Regions from separate parts of the Homo sapiens genome. Here region 1 is linked to region 2. A link is a loop called in an ENCODE intact Hi-C map of the cell type or tissue named here. Cell type or tissue: dorsolateral prefrontal cortex. All regions are shown on one strand. Each heading gives the region's core, and the rest is flanking DNA. Links, peaks and the distances in the headings are about the cores only. Region 1 has its middle 8.3 kb from the start of LINC02604. Region 2 has its middle 65 kb from the start of LINC03011.

Region 1 (8,331 bases), core at 16-8,015, 340 kb after region 2:
TTCAGGCCAGGCGCAGTGGCTCATGCCTGTAATCCCAGCACTTTGGGAGGCTGAGGTGGGTGGATCACGAGATAGAAATCGAGACCACCCTGGCCAACATGGTGAAACCCCGTCTCTACTAAAAATACAAAAATTGGCTGGGCGTGCTGGTCTGTGCCTGTAATTTTAGCTACTCGAGAGGCTGAGGCAGGAGCATCGCTTGAACACAGGAGTTGGAAGTTGCAGTGAGCACGCCACTGCACTCCAGCCTGGCAATAGAGTGAGACTCTGTCTCAAAAAAAAAAAAAAAAAAAAAAAAAGAAAATGCACATTTCATTGCACCTTTGCCGGCACAGGGTATTATAATTTAACAAGTTATTTTTTGTTTGACTATTTTTAATAAATAAAATACCTAGTATTACTTTATTTTTATTTGTCATATTTTAATATCTTTCCTTGTGTTAGCTTATCAGCTTTATTTCTTCATTGTCCTTTTTTAATTTTTGAGACCAAGTCTCACCCTGTCGCCGAGGCTTGAGTGTAGTGATACAGTCTTGACTCACTGCAGCCTTGACCTCCTGGGCTCAGGTGATCCTTCCACCTCGGTTGCTGAGACTATAGGCACATGGAACCATACCTGACTAATTTTTTTTATTTTTAGTAGAGACGAGGTCTTGCTATGTTTCCCAGGGTATTCTGGAATTCCTGGCCTCAAGCGATCCTCCCACCACCCCCTCCCAAAGTACTGGTATTATAAGTGTGAGCCACCATGCCTGGGCTGTCTGTGTCTTTTCCCTTTATTTATAGAGTTAATGAGTCTTTTACTAATTTGATTATCTATTTTTTATGAAATTATAAAAATAGTAAATACTTTTAAATAAAGAAGTGAAAATTTTCCTTCACTCTTTAGACCCACAATTTTATCTCAGGAAATAATTGCTATTGCAAAAATGGGCCATATTCTTCAAGATACATATAGGCTAATTGGACATCACTTCACATTTTCATATTTCGTGGACATCTATGCCAATACCTATTGATCTATCTTACTCCTTTTCATGGTTGCATAATATTTTATTATATAGATGTATCACAGTTTACCAGTCAGCCACTGTAGGCGTTTAGGCTCCTTCTAATGTTTGCTTTGAACTCTTTATATAATTAAAAATTAACACCCTCAGCCAGATGTGGCAGCTCACACCTGTAATCCCAGCACTTTGGAAGACTGAGGTGGGAGAACTGCTTGAGGGTAGGAGATCATCACCAGCCTGGTCAACAGAGTGACACTTTGTTTCTATTAAAATTTTTTAAAAAATGAGCTGGACATTGCAGTGCACACCTGTAGTCCCAGCTACATGGGACGCTGAGACTGGAGGATCACTTGAGCCTAGGAGGTTGAGGCTGCAGTAAGCTATGATCACACCACTGCACTCCAGCTTTGGTAACAGAGTAAGACTGTGTTTCTTAAATAAAATAAAAATCAGGTGGGAAGATTGCTCTAGCCCCGGAGGTAGAGGCTTCCATGAGCTGTGATTATATCACTGCAGTCCTGCCCACGCAATAGAGCAAGACCCTTTCTCAAAGAATAAAATAAAATAAAAATTAACCCTTTATCATATTTCCCACTAACACCTTCCATCCTACGTTTTTCCTAGAAGCCCTTGAATTTTGTTTGCTTTTCACATACCATTTAAAACTTTTAAGTACTGATGTCTGTTTCATCCCTCCTTTTTTTTTTAAAGGATGTCTTTTTGTCACTTCCAGCTGGATCTACCATGAAAGACGTCAGAGTCCAGGAAGAGAGACTGACTGGGCAACATGTTATTCAGGTACAAAAAGACTTGGACTGTAACTAAAAAATGATCAAATAATAGTGCATACATCAAGAACAATGGAAAGCACTTCTGGAGGGTGAGAGAAGCTTCCAGTTAAGTTGACATTGAAGCTGGGTCCTGAAAGATGAGGAAGAGTTGTATGAGAGTGAGGAGGGAAGGAGGAGGTGGAGGGATGGGGAATGGGCTGGGATGGGATGGAGTGGGCTGTCCAGGTGGGGAAACCAGCACTGTAAAGACCTGGACAATGAAGATGGCACATTTTGTTCAGGGAATGGTGAAGTAAGAGTGGCAGGAGTGCTTTGGAGAGACAGTAATTTGCTTGTATGGAATTTTGCCCAAGAGACCTCATTACAGTTTCTAATCTTTTGATGTTATCATCCATCACTGTCCTTGTCAAATAGTTTGGAATAGGTATGATGATCACAATAACATCAAGCATAATATTTCATTAATTCTCAGAATTAGAGAAGATGATGTGGTGATGGAAGAAGAGGTCAGAGAGGGAGATTTGAAGATGTTGCAGTTCTGGCCTTCAAGATGGAGTCAGGGGCTATCTTCAAGGTGAGTCAAGGAATGGGGTGGCTTCTAGAAGCTGGAAAAGACAAGGGAGCACATTCTCTCTAGAGCCTCCAGAAGGAATGCAGCCCCTCTTACACCTTGACTTTAGCCTTAATAGGCCTAGTTTGGGCCTCTGGTTCCCAGAACTATAATATGGCAGATTTTTGGTGTTTTAAGGCACTAAATATAGGGTAGTTTGTTGCAGCAGCAAGAAGAAACGAACATGAGCCAGGGGCAGTTGCTCACACCTGTAATCCCAGCACTTCAGGTAGCTGAGATGGGGAGCATCGCTTGAGCCCAGGAATTTAAGACAAGCCTGGGCAACATAGTGAGACTTCTTATTGAAAAAAATTTTTGTTAAATTAGGCAGATGTTGTGGTATGCACTTGTAGTCTCAGCTCCTAGGGAGGCTGAGGTGGGAGGATTGTTTAAGTCTGGGAGGTTGAGGTTGTTGTGAGCTGTGATTGAGCCACTATACTCCAGCCTGGGCAATAAAGCAAGACCCTCTTTCAAGAAAGAAAGAGAAAAGAGAGAAAGAAAAAAAGAGGGAGGGAAGGAGGGAAGAGAGGGAGGAGGAAGGAAAGGAAGGAAGGAAGAAAGGAAGGACGCATGACAGATGGAAATGTTAAATAGAGTGGTGAGGGTTGGCCTCACAAGTGAAAATTGAGCAAAAGCTTGAAGCAGGTGATGGAGCTGGCCAAGGTGCTGAGGGAAGAGCGTTGTAGGCTGAATCAACAGGATAAAGGCATTAGGAGACTCCCTGGTGAGTCTGAGGCTCTGGAAGGAGGCCAGTGGAGCAGAGAGAGAGAGGGAGAGAAGTAAGGGAGCAGGCCAGGGAGTTGCTAGGCGGTGATCAGTATAGATCGTGTAAGCCCTGGGAGGCTATTGCTGAGGCTTTGACTTCTATTCTGACTGAAATGGGAACTGCAGGAGGGTTCTGAGTAGAGAGGCGACATGATCTGTCTCCTGATTTAAAAGCACCCCCTGGCTGCTGAGTTGAGAAAGACTGTGGGAAGATTTGGGTAGAAGCATGGGGGCCAAGCTGTGTCAGCATCCAGGTGGGAGATGGTAGTGGTCCTGACCAGGGTCATGGCTGTGGTGAGAGATGGTCAGAACCTGGATAGATGTTGAAGTCAGCCAATAGGATTTCCTGACAGACTGGGTGTGGGCTGTGAGATAAGGCAGGGGTCAAGGTTGAGCTTGATTCTAATGGAATTATTAAGTAATTTTAAAAAACACTGCTGCCTTTCCCAATCCTACCAAGTAAAGGATGCTAGATGAAAGAAATCTCAAGTCGGGCCAGGTGCAGTGGCTCACACCTGTAGTTCTAACAGTTTGAGAGGCAGAGATGGGAGTATGTTTTAAGGCCCAGGAGTTGGAGAGCAGCCTGGGCAACATAGCAAGACATCCTCTCTACAAAAACAAAATAGAGAAATTTAATACAGTAAACTAAATACAGCTGAGCATGGTGCTGTGTACCTATGGCCCCAGTTACTCAGGAGGCCGAGGTGGGCAGATCTCTTGAGGCTAGGAGTTTGAGTCCAGCTTGGGCAACATAGCAAGACTCCTCTCTTTACAAAAATTAAAAAAAAGAATAGCCTGACATGGTGGCACTTGCTTGTATTCCCAGTTAGGGGTAGGCTGAGGCAGGATGATCTCTTGAGTCCAGTTGGACGAGGCTGCAGTGAACTATGATTATATCACTGCACTCCAACCTGGGTGACAGAGCGGGACCCTGTCTCAAAATACAAATACAAATAAAATGAAATTTCAAGTCAGACCAGTCCCTTCTAGGCTATGGAGGCCTTGCAGCCACATAGCTGCATGATTGAGTTTGTGTGGCTGTGGATGAGGAGACCCCTGCCTAATTATTGTTGGCTATATAATCAGTTTATTTTTAATTTTAGTAATCAGATATATTTCCTCATACTTGATGGTCTCAGATATGTGTGGGTTTTGGAATTCTCCTTGGAACAGGTTGTAACATCTTATTGGTTTCATCATTCCGTAATTTTTTTTATCTGATCACTTTTTAATAAGATCAGAATTGACATTAGACTACCTAATCAGTTTTGATTAATGAGAAAATGAAATTATGTTGTTTGCACTTTATCCAAGATTGGTTTCATATTGGCTAAATCTAATCAATACTTGAACAAATGCAAAATTAGAGCTTCTTTATCATGAAACACTTTGTCATTCTTGAAGAAGATGCCATTTCTTTTTTGTAGCCTTTAATAAACAGCTGCTATCATTGCAGACTTGCTATTCAGGCACTTAGGAATTTTTCACTAGAAGGCATGTAAAGAAAGACCATGGGCATTTGTAATGAATTTAGCATTCATTGTTTGACTGCATGACTGTCCCCAGAGCTGTAACTTTACTAACAAATTTTTCAGAATCCACTTAGCTGGCAGCTGAGCCTAACCAGCCACTAACCATCATTATTCAGTGCTCTTTTATTCTTATCTATTTCTCCTCAAACTTGGCTACACTCAAAAAGTGATAAAAACTTGCATTTCTTTTCTTTCCTTTTTAGAGAGAAGATCTTGATCTGTGGCCCAGGCTGCAGTACAGTGACATGATCATGGTTCACTACAGCTTCAAACTCCTGGCCTCAAGCCATCCTCCCACGTCAGTCTCCCAAGTAGCTGAAACTACGGACATGTGCCGCCATGCCCAGCTAATTTTTTATTTATTTATTTACTTATTTATTTTTTCATAGAGATGGGATCTTGTTAGGTTGCTCAGACTGGTCTCAAACTCCTGACCTCAAGTGATCCTCCTGCCTCAGCCTTCCAAAGTGCTGGGATTACAGGCAGGCATGACCACCTGTGCCTAGCCCCTTATTATTATGTTTTTAAATAATAGCTTTATTAAAATATGATTCACACACCATTCAATTTATTGAAATCTGCAGTTCAGAATATTTTAGAATATTCACAGAGCTGTGCATCGATCACCGCAGTCACTTTTAGAACCATTCATTACTCTATAGAGAAATCTGCACCCTTAGCCATTACATCCACTCCCCCAACCTGCCTTTGCCCCCAGCCTCAGGCAACCATGGATTCATTTTCTGTCACTACCTAATCTGGACAAATAGAATTGTACAATAGGTGATCTTTTGTGGCATTTTTCCCTCTTAGCACAATGTTTTCAAAGTTCCTTTATGTCATAGGGTATATCAGTATTTCATTTTTTCTATGGCTGAATAATATTCCATGGTAGAGACACACTGCATTTTGTTGATCCATTTATCAGTTGGTGGACATTTGGGTTGTTTCCACGTATTGGCTATTATGAATAATGCTGCTATGAAGATTACAGTACAAGTTTTTGTGTGGACATATATTTTTATTTCTCTGGGATATATGCCTAGGAGTGAAATTGTTACATTATATTTTACATTTAACCTTTTGGGAAACTGCCAGACTGTTTTCTAAAGTGGCTACACCAGTTGGGTGCAATGGCTCACACCTGTAATCCCTGCTACTCAGGAGGCTCATTTGAGAGGATGGGTTGAGCACACAAGTTCAAGACCAGCCTGGGCAAGACAGTGAGACCCTGTCTTGATTTTTCTTTTAAAAATCCAATTAAAATGACAAGAAAAGAAATACCCAAAGTGGTTACACCATTTTATATTTCCACCAGTGATGTATGTGGGTTCCAGTTCCTCCACATCTTCACTGACATTATTTTTTTTTTCTAGACAGGGGCTTGCTCTGTCTCTCAGGCTGCAGTACAGTGACGCCATCACAGTTCACTGCAGCCTTGACCTCCCAGGCACAAATGATCTTCTCATCTCAGCCTCCTGAGTAGCTGGGAATTATAGGTACACGCCATCATGCCTGGCTAATTTTTATATTTTTTTGTAGTGATGGGGTTTTACCATGTTGCCCAGGCTGGTCTCTTACTCCTGGCCTCAAGTGATCTGCCCACCTCACCCTCCCAAAGTTCTGGAATTACAGGCTGAGCCATCATGCCTGGCCTTCACCAACATTTGTTATTGTCCATTTTTTTTCGTTTATACCTTAAAGCAGTATAAGAACAAGTGTTTTCAATTATGGTAAACAAAAAATATAATCCCGGGGCATTTGGATGCTGAGACAGGAAGATCTCTTGATGCCAGGAGGTTTTTGTTTTGTTTTGTTTTGAAACAGAATCTCACTCTCGCCCAGAGTGGAGTGCAGTGGTGTGATCTCAGCTGCCTGCAGCCTTCACCTCCCAGGTTCAAGCGATTCTCCTGCCTCAGCCTCTTGAGTAGCTGGGATTACAGGTACATGCCACTACTGCCCGACTAATTTTTGTATTTTTAGTAGAGACGGAGTTTTGCCATGTTGGTCAGGCTGGTCTCAAACTCCTGATTTCAGGTGATCCCCCTACCTCAGCCGCCCAAAGTGCTGGGATTACAGGCATGAGCCACTGTGTCTGGCCTGATGCCAGGAGTTTTAGACCAACCTAGCAAGACCTCATCTCAACAGAATATTTAAAAATTAGCCAGATGTGTTGTTGCTTGCCTATAGTCTCTTTTACTTTTTGAGACATGGTCTGGCTCTGTCAGCCAGGCTGGGGTGCAGTGGTATCATCATGGCTCACTGCAGACTGAAACTCCTGGGATCAAGTAATCAGTCCTCCCACCTTATCCTACCAAGTAGTGGGGACCACAAGTGCATGCCACCCGGGTCTTGCTATGTTGCCCAGGCTGGTTTTGAGCTCCTGGCCTCAAGCGATCCTCTCACTTTGGCCTCCCGAAGTGCAAGGATTACAGGTATGAGTCACCATGCCTGGCCCCTACCCTGCCTATTGAGAACCATAAGAAAGAACCAAATTCTCCTTAGCTCAACTCGAGCCATTTCCCAATTGGTTCTTCCACAAGGAGCTGGTTATTGAGCTGTCCAGGCCTCCCAAGCAGCACAGAAATGAGGTGAGGGAGTTTTCCTGCTGCTCCACTCTGTGAGGAGCTGGAGGATGATGTTCACTCATTTGCAGAGAGAGATGTCTTGTAGGCACCTTAGGATGGAGGGGACCCTGATTCCAATGTCCTTTTGTTTTTTTCTTTAGAAGCAGGACCTTGCTCTGTCACCCAGGATGGAGTTCAGTAGTCCAATCATGGCTCATTGTAACCTCAGATTTCCAGGCTCAAGCAATCCTCCCACTTCATCCTTCCCAGTAGCTGGGACTACAGGTTGGTGCCATGACACTCGGTGAATTTTGACTTTTTTTTTTTTTTTTGTAGAGATGGGCCTTGCTATGTTGCCAAGGCTGGCCTTGAACTCCTGCACTCAAGGGATTTTCCTGTGTTGGCCTCCCAAAGTACTGGTAATGCAGGCATGAGCCATTATGCCCAATGTCTCTGGTTCTTAACCTTCTGCCTCCCTCTTCCACATTTAAAGAACCCTTGTAATTACATGGGCTCACCCAGATACTGCAGGATAATCTTGTTTTAAGGTCAGCTGATTAGCAACATTAATTCCATCTGTACTCTTAATTCCCCCTTCCTATGTAATTATGCGGTGTAACATAGGACATGAGCAGTTGGGGGGTCATTACTTTGGCCACCACTGTGATACTTTGGCCACCACCATGACTATTTTGTGCCAGGTACTGAGGTAAGCACTGGTGAATTAAACATGAATAACACACACTCCCTAATCTCCATTCATTTATGGGAGGAGCACCTCGCTTCCCATGCTCCTGAGAATCTAGGGAGTCAAGGAAGACTTCCTGGAGGAGGTGGTGCTAAAGCGGACAAGTGACAGAGGAGCTGAAGCTAGCCAGGAAGAGAGTAGATAAGGGGAAGCGTATTCTAAGCAGAGGGCATCACCCACTTCGCAGGCTCGCAGAGAGAGAGAGTGGGCATTCAAGGGACAGATGAGGCTCAGTTGGACTCCACAGCAGGTAAAATGGAGAGGGGCAAGCAGTGAGGCTGCCTTGCAAGACAGGGCAGAGCAGGGCC
Region 2 (8,331 bases), core at 205-8,204:
TTTCTTTCTTCCATCTCAAAGCCTGTTCTTGAAGTTGGGGTCACTTCGTCTTTTGTGGTCGAAGTAGATGCAGTACCCAATAAAAAGGGCCCCAGCGCTCATTCTTTAATTAAACTTCATTTAGCTGCCATCTGTCTCGGTTCGAAATGGCATTATTAACTTATATATAATTTGCCTTATTCATTGGTTGAAAAAGCCCTGCCAAGTGAAGGACTCTTCTACCCAGGACCGTGGGGAGTGATGCCCAACACATGTCATCTGTTTCTGTAGGATAAACACAATCTCTGATCAAGTGCGGGGAGGCGGAGTGTCTGTACGGCCTGGTCCTTGTGCTCCCTGATGCAAAGTGAGCTTCCTCAGCCGTGCTGCCTTCTCACACAGAAGCATTCACCTGTCATGGGCCTGAGTGACCTATCACATCCCCAAAACCACCACCTTCCTAGTCCTTCTCCACAACGCCAAGAACTCACTTACTCACCAGATTGGTGAAATAGTAGCCATCCTCTCCAGTCATCAGTCGGCTTGGATTGCAGAAGCACGTGATATACTGGATATTAGACTGAAGGCATGGGGGTTGCCCTTCAAAACAATGTAGATGAGGGTGGGGAGGAAGTCATCTGCTGACGCCAGCTCGTTCTAGGTGATCTTGATGGCATCGAAGATGTGCTTGCTGCACTTGGTGATGCAGGCCAGCTTGTCTCGAGGCACACGCCTGGAATCCATTTCAATATCTACAAAGCAGAAAAGACAGTATTTCCCATGAGAAAAGAATCACAAAAAAGAAGCAATAGGAAAATCATGTTTCATCTCTAAAGTTATGAAGGAATCCTCACTAACCCCCTTTCCAGCAGTTAACTTAGTGTATAATAACTTAGTAAATATGATCTCATACTCACGGAAAACAGACCCATAAGCCAAGTACTACACAGTGTACCCTACAAGCACATTTCTCTAATCCTAAGATTATGCAATAGATACTCTTATTTTTTCTTTTTTTCTTTTCTTTTTTTTTTTTTGAGATGGAGTTTCGTTGTTTTTGCCCAGGCTGGAGTGCAATGGTGCAATCTTGGCTCACCGCAACCTCCACCCACCAGGTTCAAGTGATTCTCCTGCCTCAGTCTCCCGAGTAGCTAGGATTACAGGCATGTGCCACCATGCCCAGCTAATTTTGTATTTTTAGTAGAGTTGGGGTTTCTCCATGTTGGGCCAGCTGGTCTCAAACTCCCGACCTCAGGTGATCCGCCTGCCTCAGGCAGCCTCCCAAAGTGTTGGGATTACAGGCGTGAGCCACCACGCCCAGCCACAATGGATACTCTTATTAATATTATCCATTTTAGTGATGAGGGGGCTGAAGTTCAGAGAAGTTAAATGATTTGCCCAAGATCATACAGACAGCAGGTAGCAGGGTGGGAATTTGAAACCATGTCTATCTGACTGTAAAGCCCACAGTCTTTTTTTTTTTTTTTTTTTTGGAGATGGAGTTTCACTCTTTGTTGTTCAGGCTGGAGTGCAGTGGCCTGATCTCTGCTCACTGCAACTTCTGCCTCCTAGGTTCAAGCGATTCTCCTGCCTCAGCCTTTCAAGTAGCTGAGATTACAGGCGCCTACCACCACGCCCAGTTAATTTTTGTATTTTTAGTACAGACAGTGTTTCACCATGTTGGCCAGGCTGGTCTTGAACTCTTGACCTCAGGTGATCTGCCCGCCTTGGCCTCCCAAAGTGCTGGGATTACAGGTGTAAGCCACTACGCCTGGCCAAGCCCACATTTCTAATCACAACGTAAGCTGCCTCTGAGCTCCACGGAGAAGGAAGAAGTTGTCTGATAAAAGAATCTTTTTATTGCTTCTGTGCCTCTGTTACATTTTAGAATGTTTTCGACAATCTCAATTTGCATACCGCTTTTTAGAAATGTGGCTACTACAAAAAGCATCTTTGTACTGGATGCGAGAATACAAAAATTAGCCCACGTAGGGGTGCGTGGCTGTAGTCCCAACTACTCGAAAAGCTGAGGCAGAAAAATGGCTTGAGCCCGAGAGGTTGAGACTGCTGTGGGCTGGGCTGGCCCCGCCGTGGGGCCGCACGGGGACGGACGCGGGTGGACGCTGGGACCGAGCCCGGGCGCCCATGGCTGGGGCTGCCATGGCTGAGCGGGGCCACGTGCCTCCCCCTCGCGCCCGCGCCCGCGCCCAGCACGGAGGGGCTGCCGTGCGCCTTCCTGCAGAGCCTGCGCACCCTGTTGGACATCCTGGACGACCCGCGGGGCGGCTGCGTGCACCTGCGCCAGAGCCAGTCCCGCTGGCGGGGGGCCGACACGCGGGAGCTGCCCCGTGGGATGCTGGAGGGCCTGCGCCAGGTGGCCTCGGCCAGTGGCTGCCTGACCTTCGAGCGCTTTGTGGCCGACCTGCCCACCTAGCTGCTGAGCGCCATCGGCTGCCCCCGGGACCCCACGTGCGCCCCGGCCCAGCCTGGGGACCAGCCGCTGCAGCGCCTGGCGTTTACGCTGGCCAACGAGCCACAGACAGTCCTGGAGAAGCCCCCGCCCAGGTTCAGGCGGCGCGGCGCGGCCCGCAGCCCGGAGCAGCTGTACACCCCCCGCCGAGGCGGCGTCCTGCCCGCGGAGCCAGAGCGGACCCAGAGCGCAAGCGCGGACGCAGGTTCATTGGCCTGCAGGGCCCTGGAGGTGGACTCGGGATGTCCGACTGGCCCCCCGTGCCCGAAGGGAAGTCGGAGGCTCACCATCACCAGCGGCGTGGACTGCGGCCTGCTGAAGCAGATGAAGGAGCTGGAGCAGGAGAAGGTGGTGCTGCTGCAGGGTTTGGAGATGATGGCGGGGTCGCGACTGGTACCAGCAGCGGCTGCAACCAGTGCAGGACCGCCAGTGCCGCCTGGGCCAGAGCAGAGCCAGCGCCGACTTTGGGCCTGCGGGGAGCCCCCACCCACTGGGGCGGCTACTGCCTAAGGTACAGGAGGTGGCCCGGTGCGTGGGGGAGTTGCTGGCTGCGGCCGGTGCCAGCCGGGCCCTACCTACGTCCTCCTCCGGGCCCCTCTGCCCTGCCCTGACGTTCACCTCCTTCCCGGGGTGGCAGCAGCAGACTATCCTTATGCTGAAGGAGCAGAACCGACGCCTCACCCAGGAGGTGACCGAGAAGAGTGGGCGCGTCATGCAGCTGGAGCAGAAGTCGGCGCTCATAATGAAGCAGCTGTTTGAGGCCCAGGCCCTCAGCCAGCAGGACGGGGAGGCCTCTGGACTCCACCTTCATCTAGCCCGTTTGGGCTGGGCGGAACCCCAGGGCAGTTCTGTCACTCAGCCCTTCGAGGGCGGACGCCCTGTCTCACCCAACGTCTCTGGCTGGAGACCCCCTGCAGCCCAGGCAGTCCCGGAGTGGGCGCCTTCCTGCCCCACTTGCCATCCAGGCTTCCCAGGTCCGCCCCCAGCTGGTCCCCGCACCGAGCCCTTGACTCGGTTTTGGCTCCTGGTGCTGACATGGGCTGGGGCTCTCTTGAGTCTGCATGGTCCGCAATTGCTACTGCCGCTGTCAGGAACAGTGGGGGACTCCCTGTTTCCAGCGGTGCTGCTCTGGGTCCCATCTCCAGGGAAAGGCAATGCTCACGCCGGGCTGCACTTCCGACAATGGCCAGTAGAGGGGGGCCGGGCAGCTCTGATGCGGCGCTGAGGCTGCGCCCGAGACCAGGGGTGCAAGGACAGCTTCCTCCCCTCAACCAGGGCACCAGGACAGGTGGCTGTCACTAGGACAGGGGCAGATGGAGGGGGTGGGGATGGCCTCTAAGCAGGGGGTGCCCGCCTGGCAGGGGAGCCCCAGGAATGGTGGTCGGACTTCGGGTCCCGGCCAAGGCAGAGAGAATGGCTGCAGCAGATTGCGGGGTGGGGGGGGCCAGGCAGGTGAGAGCTTAGCCTGCATATGCCTCCCGCAGACCCCGGTGTGATGGCCTTCCTCACCCTGGCCAGGACGCTGTCCCCTGTTGAGTCCCACAGAACAACCTGTGAGCCTGGCTCCCCAGGAGGGGGTTCAGCCCAGGCCCCCAGGCACATCGTAGGCAGAGCCTGCCCCCCCACCCCAACTCAGGATTCCCAAGGTCTGGGGTCCTGCTCACTCCCCACCCCCGTTTCCTCCCACACTCAGCCTGACCCCAGGTTTCAGCGGGGAGAGGCCACTTCCCTCAGCCAAGGAAAACGAGAACCCCCAGAGTACAAGAGGAGGCTGGGGCAGGTCCCCTTGAGTGTCACTCCCTGCACCCCCTGCCTAGGCCCACTCCCGCTGGTGCTGGGGTTTGCACTGGTGGAGGGGGCCCCTGCTCAGCCCATCCTGGAGGGTCCCAGTGCCACCAGAGCTAGGGGCATGGCAACATCAAGGATGGTCCAGGGCCCCCCGATGCAGGATCAGTGTGTGGGGTGCAGGGCCCCCCAATGCGGGGTCAGTGTGTGGGGGGCGCAGGGACCCCTCGTGCCCAGGGCACTTTGGGGCACTGTCCCACAAGGCAACCCTGTCTCAGAGGAGGGGTCCTGGCAGACAGCACGGCAACTCCTTTCCAGAACCCAGCTCCACGCTAACCTGCCCACAGCAACCCCTCAGAGCCACATCCCCTGCTGCATCTGGCCTGCAGGGGTGTCCCAGGACACGCCCAAACCAGCCCAGCGTGCAACTGCCCTCCTACCCTGAGGATGGGAGTGAGCTTTCCAGGGGACATAAGGACGCCAGGCCTGGATCTTCTGGGCAGGAAAGGGAGTGGGTCCTGAAGGACTGTGCCCCACAGCCCTAGCACCACAGCCCCAGCACCAGGTGGACTGCAGCGCAGTGGGTTGGCCAGCGGCAGCCCGGGAGAAGCCGCCACCCCCGTCAGCAGGCTGGAGACAGCCCATTAGGGCCTCAATCACGTCTACCTTTGAGGGTGCCTGCCATGCCCTGGGAGATCCTGGCATCTTTACAGGACTGGAAGCAGGAGACAGAAGAGTGTCTGCCCCGGGCTGGCAGACGGTTTGAATGGTGAGTAAGACAGGGTTTTATTGAGTGAAAAGGAAGAAAAGGGGGAAAGAAGGACTCTCACAAGGCCAGAGTCTCTGCTACAGTGCTTCCTGCCAGCAGCTAGAATCCCAGGTTCTACACAGAAAGAAGAGGGGCCAGGCTCCTCCCTGCTACAAAAGACTGCGCCACTTCCCGAAGCTCCACCCCAGTGCACAGGCCGGTTGGAGTTTTTCCGGGGGGCTCCACCCCAGTGTACAGGCCGGTTGGGGTTTTTCCCAGGACCCCTTCCCACCTAGCAGTCTCACCATGACCAGCTCATTCTTTTTGCTATATCTACATATTCTTAAATAGATTTAATGCATGTTTTGATAATTTACATGTTTTGTGGACATTTCTATTTATCTAACCCACTGAATCCTTTTTGGTAGCTTTGTAACATTCCATTATATTAACTGACTTATTTGACTCTCTACCACTGTGCATTTGGGTTGCTTCCCCTCTTTTCACTGTTGTGCACTGCAGCTATAAATAATTTTGTAAGGACTATCTTCTTTTGGGTTACTTCTCTGCGATACATTTCCAAAAGTGGTATTAACCGCTTAATAAGAATAAATAGGTCGGGCGCGGTGGCTCGCAACTGTAATCCCAGCACTTTGGGAGGCTGAGGCGGGTGGATCATGAGGTCAGGAGATCGAGACCATCCTGGCTAACACAGTGAAACCCCGTCTCTACTAAAAACACAAAAAATTAGCCAGGCGTGGTGGCGGGCGCCTGTAGTCCCAGCTACTCCGGAGGCTGAGGCAGGAGAATGGTGTGAACCTGGGAGGTGGAGCTTGCGGTGTGCCGAGATCGCACCACTGCATTCCAGCCTGGGTGACAGAGCGAGACTCTATCTCAAAAAACAAAAAAAAACAAAAAACAAAAAAGAATCAATGTTATAGCACTAAGTGTCTATTGCTAGCCACACTCCTCAGAAACTCGGTGCACACTGTCATTAACCACGTGTACGCGCTTATTTCCCTATGGCCCTTACAACATTGGGCTTGATAATTTTCATTTCGTTTTACTGATTTTATAGGTGTAATATATGTATTTATTCCTCACTTTCTGCCAAAGAATATTTAAAGTCTATTTAAAAGATAAATGCAATTCAGCATAACAGACTAGAAAATAAAAAGAATAACAACTGTAATACCAATGCTCTGGGAGGATGAGGGAGAATATCGATTGAGCCTAGGAACTCGAGACCAGCCTGGGCAACATAGTGAGACCCCATCTCTAGTAAATATAGATAGATAGGCATTAAACAATTTTTTAAAAATTATAAACAATAGGCCAGGCACGGTGGCTCACCCTGTAATCCCAGCACTTTGGGAGGCTGAGGCAGGCAGATCACCTGAGGTCAGGAGTTCGTAGACCAGCCTGGCCAACATGGTGAAACTCTGTCTCTACTAAAAATACAAAAATTAGCCAGGCATGGTGGCACGTACCTGTAATCCCAGCTATTGGGAGGCTGAGGCAGGAGAATCACTTGAACCCAATAGGTGGAGGTTGCAGTGAGCCGAGATCGCGCCATTGCACTCCAGCCTGGGGGACAAGAGAGAGACTTTGTCTCAAAAAATAATAATAATTTAATAAGTAAACAAAAACAAACAAACAAAAGAAACATGGAGAAACCCCACAGGCAGAGCCACAGATGACAAGACAGAAATGTTTTCCTGGAAGATGTCTAAATTAGTCAAGAGTCAGCCCATACATCTATCTGTCTCTAACTAAACTTTTTAGCAATCATCACTAAGATGAAAACAGTTACATAACTCAGGGTTCAAAAGATGAAAGCAAACCAATCCTTCAGGTGAAATTCTGACACCAAAATCAAAAATTTCTCCCAAGGGTTCTCATAAGGATGTCACGATAGAAGAGCATGAATAAGGCTGAGAACAAACCCCCAGGACTGGTTGTCACAGACCCCATCTACCACAGGCCAATGACATCACACGCCAAGGGCCAATACATCCTGTGGAAGCCTGCAGCAGCCTAACTGTCTGGCTTAACTCTAAAAGGATGGCAGGACACTCGGGGTCAGGGGCAGTCACCTCATTCCCTCAGTGAAAATGGCTAAGCACTCATGGCACTTTTTGATTACCTTGACTGCAGCCCTTGTTACTATCAACTAGTTACCCATATACGTGCCATTTATTTGAACTAAAATTGATCCCTCATCTATAAAGGCCTAGGTATGCTGGGTGGGGTGGCTCATGCCTATAATCCCAGCACTTTGGGAGGCCAAGGCAGGTGGATCACAAGGTCAGGAGACTGAGACCATCTGGGCTAATACAGTGAAACCCCGTCTCTACAACAAAATACAAAAAATTAGCCGGGCGTGGTGGCACCACCTGTAGTCCAAGCTACTTGGGAGGGTGAGGCAGGAGAATCACTTGAACCCGGGAGGCAGAGGTTGCAGTGAGCCGAGATTGCACCAGCCTGGGCAACAGAGTGAGACTCTATCTCAAAAAAAAAAAAAAAAAAAAGCCTAGGTACTACCTTTAATAAAGTTTAGATATTTCACTATATTAAGCCCTTATTTATATTCATGACTTCCCACTGTTGCCTTCTACTTTATCTGAGTTTTATTTTTTATCGCACAGACTTTTAAAAAGTTAATACAATTAAGCCTTTTACCCGGTCATTAAAAACAATTCTTTTGGCCGGGTGCAGTGGCTCACGCCTGTAACCCCAGCACTTTGGGAGGCTGAGGCAGATGGATCACCTGAGGTCAGGAGTTTCAGACCAGCCTGGCCAATAGGGTGAAACCCCATCTCTAATAAAAGTACAAAAATTAGCTGGGCGTGGTGGTGTGCACCTGTAGTCCTGGCTACTTGGGAGGCTGAGGCAGGAGAATTGCTTGAATCCGGGAGGCAGAGGTTACAGTGAGCCGAGATGGTGCCACTGCACTCCAGCCTGGACAACAGAGTGAGACTTCATCTCAAACAAAACAAAACAGAAACAAAAACCAACTTTTCAATTTTCTTTAAAAAAAAAAAATAATAAGACAAGGTCTCACTGTGTTGCCCAGGCTGGTGTCAAACTCCTGGGCTCAAGTGATCCTTCTGCCCTGACTTCCCAAAGTGCTGGAATTACAGGTGTCAGCCACTGTACCAGAGCAAAACAATTTTTCGATAGTTCAATTTTAGCTCCTCTCCACTGCTGAAATACATGTTCTAATCTACTCCCCAACCCCCACACACAGTCTTGCTCTCTCACACAGGCTGGAGCGCAGTGAGTGATCTCACTGCAACCTCTGCCTCCCAGGTTCAAGCGATTATCCTGCCTCAGCCTCCCAAGTAGC

What was found. Peaks named below come from ENCODE experiments on the same cell type or tissue, not always from the same donor. Only the 100,000 strongest peaks of a DNase experiment are listed, where the experiment ranks them.
Region 1: it touches region 2 in a loop (3-fold over the local background); 6 of 110 quality-filtered maps call a loop at or near these places.

What each region holds. Positions count from the first base shown.
Region 1 is chr7:66,891,644-66,899,974 of GRCh38, forward strand. No RefSeq gene overlaps it. Among named protein-coding and RNA genes, the nearest start is that of LINC02604, 8.3 kb to the right of the region's middle. In dorsolateral prefrontal cortex, for the core only: a CTCF peak has its summit at 3,343; no DNase peak of the experiment used is centred there.
Region 2 is chr7:66,554,107-66,562,437 of GRCh38, forward strand. It overlaps the pseudogene RABGEF1P1 and the pseudogene SAPCD2P3. Among named protein-coding and RNA genes, the nearest start is that of LINC03011, 65 kb to the left of the region's middle. RefSeq lists enhancers at 3,410-4,225, 4,226-5,041 and silencers at 3,621-3,730, 5,068-5,300. In dorsolateral prefrontal cortex, for the core only: CTCF peaks have their summits at 3,629 (motif pointing right) and 3,835; DNase peaks (open chromatin) are centred at 3,635 and 4,915; H3K4me3 peaks cover 733 bases; H3K27ac peaks cover 2,503 bases.